Regions from separate parts of the Homo sapiens genome. Here all the other regions are linked to region 1. A link is a contact called in ENCODE Hi-C or POLR2A ChIA-PET data. All regions are on one chromosome and are shown on one strand. Each heading gives the region's core, a stretch centred on a gene start or an enhancer-like site at or near the end of the contact. The rest is flanking DNA. Distances are from core to core; before and after follow the strand shown. Region 1 holds the start of TMEM177 (transmembrane protein 177). Region 2 holds the start of CLASP1 (cytoplasmic linker associated protein 1). Region 3 holds the start of CLASP1-AS1 (CLASP1 antisense RNA 1). Region 4 holds the start of THORLNC (testis associated oncogenic lncRNA).

Region 1 (3,207 bases), core at 302-2,801:
TTTTAAACCAAAGTAACACAGCATAGTGGTGAAGAGTGTGGGCTCTAGAGCCAGAGTGCCTGTGTTCAAATCCCAGCTCCGTCTCTGTGCGTCAATTTCCCCATGTGCCAAACAGGTGTGTCGTAATGGCCCACCTCTAGGGTGGCGGTGATGAGCACATGAATAAACATACATAAAACATTTAGTGTCTGGCACAGCAGCAGATATTCCTTATAATAATGGCTGTAATGACTTTTATTCCCATCGCTGGGCACGGCACTCCAACTGCCTCATTCCACTCATCCCATGGTAAAGCCCTATGATTACTAATTTATAAGGAAAAACGTGTTCAATTTATTGAGTGCTTACTATATGCTAGACTCAGTTCTGAGCACTCTTACCGATTGAACCCTCACAACCCCATGACCTAATTACTACAGCTAACCCTATTTCAAAGCTGTGAAAACTTAAATGGCCAAAATCCTAAGCTAGTGAAGTGACAGTGTTATGGGCTGCACTGTGTCTCCTCCTCCTCCCCAGTTCATATATTTAAGTCCTAACCCCCAGTACCTCAGACTGTGGCTGTATTTGGAGACAGGGTCTTTAAGGAGATAATTAAGATAAAATGAGGCCATCAGTATGGATCCTAATCCAATTTGACTGGTGTACTTATAAGAAGAGATTAGGATGCAAACAGGCACAGCAGGAAGATCATGTGAGGATCCAGGGAAAAGGCTACCACCTACAAGCCAAGAAGGGAGGTCTCAGAAGACACCAACCCTGTTAACACCCTGGTCTTGAACTTCCAGCCTCCATAACTCCCAGAGGACAAATTTCTGCTGGTTGGGCCACCCAGTCTCCGGTACTTCGGCATGGCAGCTCTAGCAAGCTAACACAGGCATAGTCAGGTGTCCACAGCAAACTTTTTGTTTTAGAAAACTTGTTATGCCAAATTACAAGCATATACCAAAGTAGACAAAATAGTACATCCATCAACTTCAATCCCATCAACTCATGGCCAATCTTGTTTGATTTCTCTTTCCACCACACTTCCGTCCAACTGGTTTATTTTGAAACATCCCCGGGCATCCTATCACTTCATCCGTGAATACGTCAGTAAAAATTCACAATTATTTCACTTTGATTGAAACTTACTGTATTCCTGTCCGTGAAAAGTGCTTAATGAGCAACGAATGAGTTGCCGCAAACAAAAACGCAGGGTACCGCTTGGCCTATCTTAATCAAGAACTCCTATAAGAATCATTATCATTCGGGCTTTTTTTTTTTCCCAATGCGGAAAGTGAGGCTAAGAAAGGAAAGGTCTGGACCAAAGTCCAACGTCCCTAGGGCCATCGCGCTGCGGGGTGGGCCTAGAACACAGTACCATGCAGCCCGCCGGTGGCTGGGGGAGGAGGGGCTGCAGGAGCCCCGCAGAGGGGTCCTCGCTACGCTTCCACTCTGGGCCCCTAGGCTACTCCGCAGTCTGAACGCGTTACCGGGTCGCATCAGGCCGGAGAAGGGTCCCTCCCGCTCGTCCGTGCGCTCACCTCCGCCGCCGCTCGGAACGCCTACATGTGCGCGCGGCAGGGCGGCCGCAAAGCACGCCGGCCGGGGATCTGGGGGCGGGGACTTCGGGAGGCGGAGCTCGCCGGCCCCGGATCTTGGGATGGGGACTTCAGGGGGCGGAGCTCGCCGGCCGGAGATCTCGGGGCGAGGATTTCAGGGAGGGGAGCTCGCTCGACGGGTCTGGGGGCGGGACTCTTGGGGGTGTGGCTGGGGGGGCCTCAAGGGGATGTCCGTGGGGGGCTCCGGCCGCCGCAGAGGCTCCTTCTCTAACTGTGCACCTTGGGGTGGGTCCGCTAGCACTTCCTCCTCTGCGTTGAAATGCGTCTTTGATTAATACAAAAATTAGCTGGGCGTGGTGGCGCACGCCTGTAGTCCCCAGCTGCTGGGGAGGCTGAGGCAGGAGAATCGCTTGAACCTGGGAGGCAGAGGTTGCAGTGAGCCGAGAATACGCCACTGCACTCCAACCTGGGCGACAGAGCGAGACTCCGTCACACACACACACACACACACACACCCCGGTGTCTTTGATCATGCCACACACACACACACACACACCCCGGTGTCTTTGATCATGCCACACACACACACACACACACACATACCCTGGTGTCTTTGATCATGACACACACACACACACACACCCACCCCGGTGTCTTTGATCATCACACACACACACACACACACACACACACATCCCGGTGTCTTTGATCATGCCGTTGAACCCCCGAAGGAACGGCAGCCCCGCGTGGGTCACCAGGCGGCCTATGGCAGGGCCCCCATCAGAACCCATGCCCATCTGACTGGCCGGCCCGTGTACTTCTCCGTCTGGAAGCGCTCACCCTTGGCGGGGAGCTCTGAGCTTTATGTTTATTACCATGTTCGCTGCCCCCCAAGCTCCTCCCAGGTGCTTCACACTGTACAGTCCACAGAGCAGCGTGCCATCTGTCATTTCTCCTTTCCAGCTGCTCTGTGAGGTAGATGAGGGATCATCTAATCTGTGCACCAAATCCAGCTCTCCACCTGCTTTTGTAAATAAAGTTTTCTTGGAACACAGCCATGCCCAATCCTTTACAGAGGGTGAAAACAGACTGCCTAGGGTTAAAGCCGGGCTCCACCCCTTACTAGCTGTGTGATAAAATGAGTTGGTGTATATGTAACCTGTGCCTCACGGTTTGTGCCGCCTAGCCATTAGCTATTATTATTAAAGTCTGTTCTGTTTCTGAGCCCCCCCCCCCAATTTTGGCTGCTCAGTTGTTTGTATGTAAATAGTGCAATGTGACCTCAGCCAAAGCCAGAATGTGGGACATTCTACAGGGCAAATGACGTGGTTTATCCAACAAATCAATGGCATAAACAGGGAAGGAGGGGGACTCAAAAGAAAAGAGACTTGAGAGTCATTGCAGTTAAATGCAATATGTGACTTTTATTGGGATCCTGAACCAAATAAACTAACTGTAAAAAAGACACCTTGGGCTGGGCGCGGTGGCTTACGCCTGTAATCCTGGCACTTTGGGAGGCCAAGGAGGGCAGATCACCTGAGGTCAGGAGTTCAAGACCAGCCTGGCCAACATGGTGAAACTCCGTCTCTACTAAAATACAAAAATTAGCCAGGCATGGTGGCACACGCCTATAATCCTAGCTATTCAGGAGGCTGAGACGGGA
Region 2 (3,207 bases), core at 406-2,905, 2.0 Mb before region 1:
TCCCATTTCAGTTAGATTGCTCTCTTCATTGTACTTCCAGTATGCCTCTTGAGCCTTTGCACCATGGTGTTTCTTCTCTGGAATGGTCTTTCATTATCACCCATCCATTTTCAAAAGGTTGCATGTGCTTTCGTTCCAAAGACATTAGTTTATAGATCCAACCAGGAGTCGCATCCTCCATGTCATCCCTACTCTTTCAAATCACATACCTCTACCTTTTCTGCACTACACAGAAGGGCCTACACACGGCTTTCATACTTTAGCTTAGCCTCTCCGACCATACCTCCTAAGACCCTGAGGATCAGGGGGCATTATCTCATAGTTCTCCCGCACTTCTCTCCCATCCCAACACATACACTAGCAAGGAGCTCCGCACACAAGCTCCTCCAGTAAAAACAACGCACTGGGCAGTGCATCTCAACACATCAAATTACCGGCGTGCATAGGAGCCTGATGCGGCAAATCTGTGGGTCCTTCGGGATCCTTGAAGGCAGCCCTATAATTTGCATTTTTCTACGCTCCAAAACACTTTCCGGGCCAGATGCGGTGGCTCACTCCTGCTGTCCCAGCACTTTCGAAGACCCAAGACGGCGGATCACTTGAGGTCAGGAGTTTGAGACAAGGCTGGGAAACATGGTGAAACCCATCTCTACAAAAAAATACAAAAAGTAGTTGGGGGGGGGTGGTGCACGCCTGTAATTCCAGCTACTCGGGAGGCTAAGGCAGGAGGATCACCTGAGCCTGGGAAGTCGAGGCTGCAGTGAGCCGTGATCGCGCCACTGCACTCCATCCGGCCTGGGCGACGGCGGTGAGACCCTGTCTCAAAAAAATAAAAGCCACCACTTTCCCACTTATTATCCCAGGGAAACGCACGCGACGGAGGAGCGAAGGAGCGTTTATTTGTGGAGGCGCTCAAGTAAGAAACCCTGCTCGCTGGCCGACTCAAGGGTCTCCAAAGCCTTCTCTGGGCTGTCTCCCCTCCCCAAAAGGCAAAGAACCGTTAACAAGTTTACTTCCGGCACAAGCGTCCGCGCCTGCTCGGAAAAGGGAGCGTGGACACACAGCTCTGTTACGGGAAGTCGCAGGGCACAATTTCCTTCATTGCAGTCGCCCTCTGGGCGGACGCCCTAACCCAGAAGTGAAAGACCGTTTCCTTCGAGTATCAGACCCCCGACCAAAGGAAGTTCCACTTGGACGACTTTTACCCAGGGTTTCCCGATTCCTCTTTAGCTCTTCCTATCACGCTCCCTGCTTGCTGGTGCATTGTTGCTGTGGCCACTTAGTTCCGACCTTCCTTGTCTAACTCGAGTTTTGTCGCAACTTTCCAAGGGGCCTAACCACAACCTTTTCCGTAAAAAAAAACAAAAACAAAACCTTTACCCTACGGGTCCCCATCAGGGTCAACTAACGTTCTCCGTGAGGGGCAAAGCTCCCGGGGACTTTACGCCAGCGAAGCCTAACACGGCCAGGCCAGCGCCTGCGCGGGGCGTTACCATAGAGAGGCAGCCGCCTCTCTGGTCTCGGTTTACGCTCTCTATGGTGTACCCGGGTTGGTGGCGGTAAGAAGAAAAAGGGTGACCGCACTGCGCAGGCGCCCTCGGCGTCTCTCTCGCTCTCTCGGTCTTTTTTTTTTTTTTCTTTTTTTTTTTTTTTAATCCCCGCACCAAGCGCTTAACCTCATTGGGGTGGAGGAGAAGGCGGCGGCTCTCTGGTCCGCAGCGGCAACAGTAACGAAAAACAGGGCTGTAAGTACCCGGTCAGGGGGCGGAGGGTCAGACCCGAGCCCTCTCGCGGCCCTGGCCCCTCCCGCGCAGTGGCGGGCGCCGGGTCTGGGTGGGGGCGATGTCCAGCGCTGTCATCGGCTCTTGGGTGCACTTTGGGGGGATGGGGCGGCCCTGAGGTGGGAGCCTGGCGAGGAGCGGGATGCGAGGGTTGTTTATCCAACCAGTAGGTCGCTGAGCCCAGGCTGCTTTGCAGAGGGAGGGGATCGGCCCTGGGGTCAGTCGGGCTTTGTGTGCCCCTCTCTGTTTCCCTTTTCCAGACCCCACCCGGGCCCCCTTCCTAACCCGAGTCTCCCCTGCCGGGTGGGAGAAGCCAGCGAGCCCGGGGCGCGTTTGAAAGGAAGGGAGGGGGCGAGGGAGAGAAACCCACAACAACTAGTCATTGGCGAGTGATGGGTGTGAAGAAAGATCCAGAGAGAAGGGGTGCCGGGAGGCGGGCGGCCCGGGCTCCCGTCCTGGGCTCCCAACCGGGCCAGACAAAAGCTGCGCGAGCGGCGCCGAGCGGAGCGGCCGGCTTGATGGGATGCACAAGGTCCCCTTGGTTCCCGGGGCCTTCGAAGAGCTTCTTTCTGAAGCTGGGAAAGCGAACAAGTGCTGAGTTAAGCCTGTGCAGACTTCTCAACTTGCCTTTGTTGTTCTTTGGTATTGGCAGAGACGCTCTGACGAAGATGAGTGTGTGATCTTGCACGTTAGCCTGGCTAGGTACAATGGAGCTAATCGAATTTTGCTTTCCGTTTTCCGAGCTGCTGGGATGAGTATGGGGCTTTCCAGAGTTTAAATTATTACATAATATTTTTAAAATAGTTGTTTGCTTCTAAAATTAAAAAAAATTAATGTGGAGTCTGAAAGCACGCTGTGGTGAGTTTGCAGCTGAGTTTGCAGCTGGGTGAGTTTCTGTGTAGTGGGGTGCGTTCATTAAATACTGACCATTCGTAGAACCTGTGAGCTCTTTAAACATGATACTTTCATTTGTAGATGTGGCAATGAGAGCTTCAGATTCTCTAGTCCTTTGGGAGACCGTGATGCAGAAGAGTCAGAAGCGAGAAATAGTTTCATGCCGCCATGTACCTTGGACCCTATTTGGGTGCCACAGTCCGTTTTCAATTCTGGCATTAGAAATTGTTTTTATTACTACGATTATTTACGACGGTAACTGACCTCTCGATATGAGGGATCCTGGATATTGGCTCCGTTTGCTCATCAAGGGATTGGGAGAATAGCAACATTGATGTTGCGACCATATAGATAAAAAGTAGCACAGTGCCTCAGAGTATTGAATATTATTTATTTTTTACATTTGTTAAGAAATTTAAATTTTGATGATCTGGTTATCTTGTTAAATTGTGTAATACACCTTTTTAGCAGTTGTTACTGAAATCTCAGTTTCTATAATTCATTGTTTATTATGGGCTACCTTGTAACACCA
Region 3 (3,207 bases), core at 441-2,940, 1.9 Mb before region 1:
TCTTGCTCTGTCGCCAGGCTGGAGTGCAGTGGCCCGATGTTGGCTCATTGCAACCTCCGCCTCCCAGGTTCAAGCGATTCTCCTGCCTCAGCCTCCCAAGTAGCTGGGACTACAGGCATGCGCCGCCACGCCCAGCTAATTTTTGTATTTTTAGTAGAGACGGGGTTTCACCATGTTGGCCAGGATGGTCTCTATCTCCTGAGCTCCTGATCCGCCCGCCTCGGCCTCCCCAAGTGCTGGGATTACTATTTTTTTTTTTTTTTTGAGATGGAGTCTCGCTGTCGCCCAGGCTGGAGTGCAGTGGCGCGATCTCTGCTCACTGCAGGCTCCACCCCCCCGGATTCACGCCATTCTCCTGCCTCAGCCTCCCGAGCAGCTGGGACTACAGGCGCCGGCCACCTCGCCCGGCTAATTTTTTGTATTTTTAGGAGAGACGGAGTTTCACTGTGTTAGCCAGGATGGTCTCGATCTCCTGACCTCGTGATCCGCCCCCCTCGGCCTCCCAAAGTGCTGGGATTGCAGGCGTGAGCCACCGCGCCCGACCTGGATTACATTTTATGTGAGGTGCAAAGACCTACTGAAACTTCGTCTCCTATTGAAACTTGACCTAGACTACTGGGCTGACTCAGCATAAGGAAGTTACAGAACAGTTGATGATCGGCGTAAAGTTAAAGGGGTGAAGTTCTGTTGAAATCCTTCCCGTTTAATCACCGCAAAAACTGAAAGAACTTTACTTGCGACACTAAAACCACGCGTCTTGTGCACCCTCTACTGGTTTAACCACAAAGTACTAGTTTATTTACGAATTACTGCTGTTTGAACTGATAAGTCTATGAAAACAGGTTTTCATTTTTCCAAAAATTGCACCAAAATAAAGCAAAAGCTCTAGTTGATGCGGGTGTGTTGTTCAGGCGTTAGCAGTACTGCCCTCACTATGCGCTCATTGGACAGTAGCGCAACCCCAAGAAAAGGATGGTTATAATAGAAAGTCCCTGGGCTGCAAGCAGGAAGCGCCAATACCTGGTAGGGTTGTGGTAATTAATTCGTGAGCCTCGCCCTAGTCGGTCTGGTAGCTAGCTTACCTCCAGCCTCCACAGCTTTCGACGACACCCCAATTCTTTGTTTTCTGAGGCTCCCGAAGGGTCGCAAAAGCGGCGGCTCGGTTTTACCCAGAAGACCGCGCGTCGGCCGCTCGAAAATTTGCATACGCTTTTCTCGCCGGGGCGGGGCTGGCGGGGGCGGGACCGCGGCGCGCTCTTGAACTCCACCCGCAGCTAACCCGGGTTTGGCTACGCTGTATTGCCTTTTATTTCGTTTCTCCTCACCGAGTATTTTCCATTATAGCTGTACATAGCTCTTTTTGTGGAAGATCATCCTTCTTCGTGCTAATCTCTTTGGTCCTCCAGTCGGCATGCGTCTGGACTCTCGGACTGCGTCTGGGCCGGAAATGTCTAGGCCTCCCCGGAGCGGGTGGGCGGGAGCGCTGCCCCGCAGGCCGGCTGCTAACAGGCTCCCGGTGTTTCCCGCTGCAGGTGGTTCTGCTGGGCATGGACATCCTGTCCGCCCTGGTGACCCGGCTGCAGGATCGGTTCAAGGCGCAGATCGGCACAGGTGAGCTGCGGCACTTGTGGAGCGGACCCGGCCCCTTCAGACCCCCAGCCTTCCCTCGGCCTCCCCGGCTCCCAAACCCTCCCGGCAGCCACCCTGCCTCCCCTCCAGCCCCCTCTCCCTCCCTTCCGCTCCTCCCAAACAGCCAGTCCCCGCCCTCCCCCGCAGCCCCCCTAAGCACTCGCAGCCTGGGTCGGCCGCCCCGCTGCCTTCCCTTCCAGCTGGACTCCCCTGGCCTCTGGGCCTGCGGGCGCCCTTACCCTCCCCCATACCTTTGTACTGGCTTCACTGTGTTCTCACACGGAACTTAGTAATACGTGTTCTAATATGAAATATTAGTGCCATTTTTATTTCTTATGCTAAATTAGCTGTCACTCTTTAGTGCCAACCAAGTCATATTTTACCCTGACCCCGGTCCCCTTTAATGAGAGGCAGTTTTCCTTGAGAAATCCTATAAAACCAAGCCAGTTGTATTTTTCTCCAGATGATTATGGTTGGCATGACTATTTTCACCTTGATTGTAAATGTCATTACAAATGTATAGTAAATGTTCACTCTTATTTTGAAGGGAAAACAGTATGTCAGCAAAATGAAACAAAACCCACAGATTTCATAGATTTAAATACCTCTAAATTCCTGACCTCCGGTGTTTCATGGGGGTAGTATAAACACTAAGCATCTCTATGCAACCATTTCCTTATGGAATTTCTCTGTTTTACGTTGGTACACATGTATTCTTTACTGTTAACTTTCCGACCAATATGCTCCTTCTGAAAAGGTCATGAGCACCGACTGTTTACAAATTTAAAAAAAGCTTTTACTTTTAGACATTTGATATTTTAATAGTGTTCCATTTTCCTCCTAAATTAGCTGAATTATTCAGGGATATCTCATGTAATAGAGGTTTACAAACTCTTAAAATAAGCTGATCTCTGGTCTACAGGTGCACTTGGACCACTGGTGGGAGGGTCCACCCTGGGTATGTCGGGGAAGATGGAGAGCTGGGCTCTGTCTCATGTGTGTATGGGCGTGATGTAAAACTAAAAATACACAATAGTGATGAAACTTAAGATTTATTCATAAGTGCCCACTCCTTCCACCCCCAAACACATATACTGGAGCCCCTCTCCTTGTGTTTTACCTAAATTTTCCTTTCTGTTGACTCTTCCTCTCAAGGTCTTCCATTTTTATCAGCTTACAAATACGTTGGGAACTGGCTGGAGGAACGTGGGGTAAGGAGGAAGACAAATAGTGTATCTGTCCATGCAAAGGATTTTGCAGACTCTTTTGGTGACTTTCATGGACTTCAGCAAGGAGAGTAGAGCTGTGAGCAAAGATGAGTGGTTTTAGAATGAGATACATCATTTAGGTCAGGGGTTTGTCTTCCCACATAATTGAGATAGGAATACTTGGTGACCACAGACCCCCAAATAGGGTTTCATTTGATCAGTTTCCATTTTGATTTTCAGTGCTGCCAAGTCTAATAGACAGACTAGGAGATGCTAAAGACTCTGTGAGGGAGCAGGACCAAACTCTGCTGCTAAAGATCATGGATCAAGCTGCTAATCCCCAGGTAGGGGCAAGAGATGTGTTTTGAGG
Region 4 (3,207 bases), core at 221-2,720, 1.5 Mb after region 1:
ACATGGGGGTTATGTTGATTAAATAAATCTAATCATGGAAATAAACTGACCCAGGTGATGGGCACAGCACTCAGCTCCAAGTTACTGGTGATTGTCAGAAAATCCAATTAAGATAGAGCTGAGCCTACTGTGCTGCATACAGTTAATTGAGGGCAAGGGTAGGGGCTAAGGGGAAGCTAAGAAAGGAAATCATGTCTTAATATCCATTAAGTTAATCTCCCTCTTAAGCAGTGCCAGAGAGAGTCCAGGAAGAACCTAGAAGAGAATTTAATGGAAACTAGGTACCAGCCTGCTTTAACATTTTCTTGACATTCTGGCTGGGGGACATGTGACAGGCACAGGAGACAAGGACATGCAAGTCTATGTGTCATTTACGGAGCCACGGACTAGGACTGTGGAGGCCCAAGGTCAAATCTGTTCTGGGCTCCATCACCAATTAACCACTTGATATTTGACGCTGTCCTATCTGTGCCTTAATAAAATGGAGTGCTAGAACTGGACCAAAGCCACCTGGTGGCTCTGAAGACCTTCAGCAGGAGAGGGGGAGAAAATGAAAATACAGGAATTTGAGAAAAATCTACCAACGTTATCACAGTGAGCTTGTGTTTCGGCATTATGATACAGCACATAGAAAATGGGGGGTGGCTCAGGGCAGGGAGAGAATTTGTTTCTTTCCTTCGTCCATTTGAAACTTATTGAGCATCTATATGTTCCAGGTTACAGAAACAAATACTGCATGGTCCTCGACCCAGAGAAAATCTCTTATAGGCCATGGGAGGCTGAGAGGTGTCTGTTTTTCTTCCCAGTATATCCCCAACATTTAACAACAGGTTAATACTTAAATATAGTAGATTCTCAATAAATATGTGTTGATTAAATAAATAAACCAATTTAATTCAAGACAAGTAAACGGACACTTTCAAGGAAGCATTTTAAAGCTATAGGGGAGAGAAAAGTGGCCTGGGAACTCAAATATGCGGCCCTCACCCCTACTAGGGAAGCAGAAGGAGGGAGCATCCCGTCCAAAGCTTCCCAAGCGGCGCCGGACTGCGTGCTGCGGCTGTGGGGGTAGAAGTCTTCAGATAAAAGATGGGGAAAACAGACCAAAGCAAGTCTCGCTGGCCAGTGACACTCCAGGAGCATGGCCCATGGAAGGATCCAAGGCTGAGGGATCTGGGGTAGCCCCACAGAGATACTCTGCCAAAATCCAGTCACGAGAAGGAGGGAGGAGGCGAGGAACGAAAATGAGATTTGGTTTAGGCCGGAAGAACGGGCTGCGCCAACAACGAGAAAATAAAGTGGCGAGCTGGGAAGGGTGTAGCGCGGGCTAGAAGGGCGGGAAACTTGAGAACCACGGGCGCGGGAGCCTGGCGGGGACGCAAGCCCGGAACTGGCGGAGGGGTGGGCAGGCGCATGCGCGCGCGCAGCTGAAACGCCGGCTGATGAAACTGACAAAGGCGAGAGCGCGCAGCAGCCCACAGCAGCCGAGTTCGCGCCGCCGGTAGGTGCTGCCATGCCAGGGGGCGGGATCGTGGAGCGCCTCGCAGAACCGCACGAAAGCAAAAACAAAGCCATCTCTCCGGAGCAGAAATAGAACAGACGTGGCCGGGGAAAGCCAAATATTTGTGAGATGATGTGAACAAAGGGGGAAAAGTCAATCCAGGGAAGTTTGAGTTTCTGGTTGGAGGCTTCAGCGGCTCTGATCGCTGGATACTTTAAGAGAACATCCTTTGCCCCCGCTCTCCCTCTCTCCCCGAAGAAAAATAAATCCTTGGCAAAATGAGACTTGACGGCATGAAAAGAAGGTCTCCAGACTGTCCCAGCTGGCGCGGGCGGGGCCGGGGCCGAGGTGCCGCTTGGTGACACTGCAGCCGCGGCTCAGCACTGTCACCCAGAAAGGCCCGCCGACGTCTGTATGCAGGGAACGTGGCTCTTAGCAGAGCCTGGACAGGCGCAGGGCCAAGGAAGTCTTTGTTTTTGTTTCTTTCTCTAGCCCTTCCTGCCAATACATCAGGGATATAACTCCTTGGTGTTTCTGCCTTACAATCGCTCCTTATACCCCACCCAGATCCTCAGCACTGCAGCTCCCACTGCCACTGCCCGCTGTGAGTCACCTCCCCCTCTCCCTTTTTTAAACCAAACGGCAAGGCCATATTGCAGTTATCCATAAATGGAAAAGCAAGAAGCCACCAATACCTGTTTGAGAAGATGGCATTTTAATTAGCACACTCCGGCTGCCATAAACCCGGGCTCCTGCCCCACCTCTCCCCCCGCCCCCTCCTCCCCCCTCCCCCGCCGTGCCCTCTCTCAACCTCCCCGCTCACCCCCATCTATGTAAAAAAGCCATAAAGCCTCTCTCCAATCGCTTTCTCGGAGGGAGTTTTTGCAACCCCCACAACACAGGTTGATTGGAAAGGTCTCTCTCCCGGATAACAACAATTCAATGTGCCTTGACATTTTAATAGCCTGCCGTCCTGGTGAACACAATCGAGCAAGGCAGTGAAGCAAACATCATTAGGTAAGCAAGATAATCTAAGCGGAATCTGCCGCCTGCAGGCTCACATCTGGGGGCAGGTTGCACAGCTGGGCCGTCCACAAAGCTGGGCTCCTCCTGTCCTGCAGCGCCTTTGTATATGAATACCAATATATACACTTGTTTAGCTAGAGACACACACTTACAGGTTTTGGTAGATAAATACAGTCAGGCAAGTGTACCGACCACTGACGCCCCAACATGAAATAGCGTTAAGAGTACACAAATTTACCATGAATCAAAATATCCACCATCCCACCGAAGCTCCACCAAGATAAACGTACGGCTCTAAGCGCGGGTTTGCTATATCAAAGAGAACAAGGCAAATACTTGTTGGGATTCCTAATACCAACCATGTAAAGGCTTTTGATGCATATATATATGCCCCCTGAGTGCCCTAGGCTGGTATTCTCCTGCGTGCCGTTGTCCAACTTGGCTCTGGTCATATGGCTTTTGGGCTTGAAATGGTGCGACCTACCTTATTTTCTATTGTTATCTAAAGGAATGCATATATATGCGTTCATTTATGTAAATATTTTGAATATAATGCCATGGCTAGACATATAATTTAAGCATAATATATAACATAAAATATTTATACTTATGTTTGCAGGGAACTGCTATTAATGCTTCACATCTAATAACTCATTTAATCCTCAAATTGTAGGTACTGT

Evidence for each region. Hi-C counts contacts between places; a loop is a spot of excess contacts on that map. ChIA-PET counts read pairs that join two places held with the same protein, here RNA polymerase II (POLR2A). Pooled maps may share reads with other maps.
Region 2: a pooled map shows a loop between it and region 1 (21-fold over the local background). The contact joins the promoter of CLASP1 here to the promoter of TMEM177 in region 1. A Hi-C loop is called at or near these places in 7 of 50 pooled maps. POLR2A ChIA-PET finds 5 or more read pairs at or near these places in 2 of 52 experiments (CD4-positive, alpha-beta memory T cell and naive thymus-derived CD4-positive, alpha-beta T cell).
Region 3: a loop to region 1 is called in a map of CD8-positive, alpha-beta T cell, with 10 times the contacts of the local background. The contact joins the promoter of CLASP1-AS1 here to the promoter of TMEM177 in region 1. A Hi-C loop is called at or near these places in 3 of 168 maps with a recorded cell type or tissue (CD8-positive, alpha-beta T cell and naive thymus-derived CD4-positive, alpha-beta T cell) and 7 of 50 pooled maps. POLR2A ChIA-PET finds 5 or more read pairs at or near these places in 2 of 52 experiments (CD4-positive, alpha-beta memory T cell and activated CD4-positive, alpha-beta T cell).
Region 4: a loop to region 1 is called in a map of naive thymus-derived CD4-positive, alpha-beta T cell, with 7 times the contacts of the local background. The contact joins the promoter of THORLNC here to the promoter of TMEM177 in region 1. A Hi-C loop is called at or near these places in 1 of 168 maps with a recorded cell type or tissue (naive thymus-derived CD4-positive, alpha-beta T cell) and 7 of 50 pooled maps. POLR2A ChIA-PET finds 5 or more read pairs at or near these places in 1 of 52 experiments (HEK293).

Annotation. Positions count from the first base shown.
Region 1 is chr2:119,677,545-119,680,751 of GRCh38, reverse strand. It overlaps TMEM177 (transmembrane protein 177), which reads right to left and starts at 1,551. Exons shown (of 2, transcript NM_030577.3): 1 at 1,476-1,551. RefSeq lists a silencer at 1,475-1,704.
Region 2 is chr2:121,647,910-121,651,116 of GRCh38, reverse strand. It overlaps CLASP1 (cytoplasmic linker associated protein 1), which reads left to right and starts at 1,655. Exons shown (of 41, transcript NM_001395891.1): 1 at 1,655-1,745. It overlaps NIFK-AS1 (NIFK antisense RNA 1), which reads right to left and starts at 1,463. Exons shown (of 4, transcript NR_037857.1): 1 at 736-1,463; 2 at 435-649. RefSeq lists enhancers at 1,145-1,414, 1,446-2,072, 2,073-2,701.
Region 3 is chr2:121,528,651-121,531,857 of GRCh38, reverse strand. It overlaps CLASP1-AS1 (CLASP1 antisense RNA 1), which reads right to left and starts at 1,690. Exons shown (of 2, transcript XR_001739683.2): 1 at 1,083-1,690. It overlaps CLASP1 (cytoplasmic linker associated protein 1), which reads left to right. Exons shown (of 41, transcript NM_001395891.1): 3 at 1,533-1,611; 4 at 3,078-3,181. It overlaps RNU4ATAC (RNA, U4atac small nuclear), which reads right to left and starts at 978; the gene lies at 849-978. RefSeq lists an enhancer at 1,301-1,430 and a silencer at 1,621-1,820.
Region 4 is chr2:118,184,649-118,187,855 of GRCh38, reverse strand. THORLNC (testis associated oncogenic lncRNA) reads left to right here and starts at 1,470. Exons shown (of 3, transcript NR_144530.1): 1 at 1,470-1,625; 2 at 2,466-2,518. RefSeq lists enhancers at 1,116-1,165, 1,306-1,485.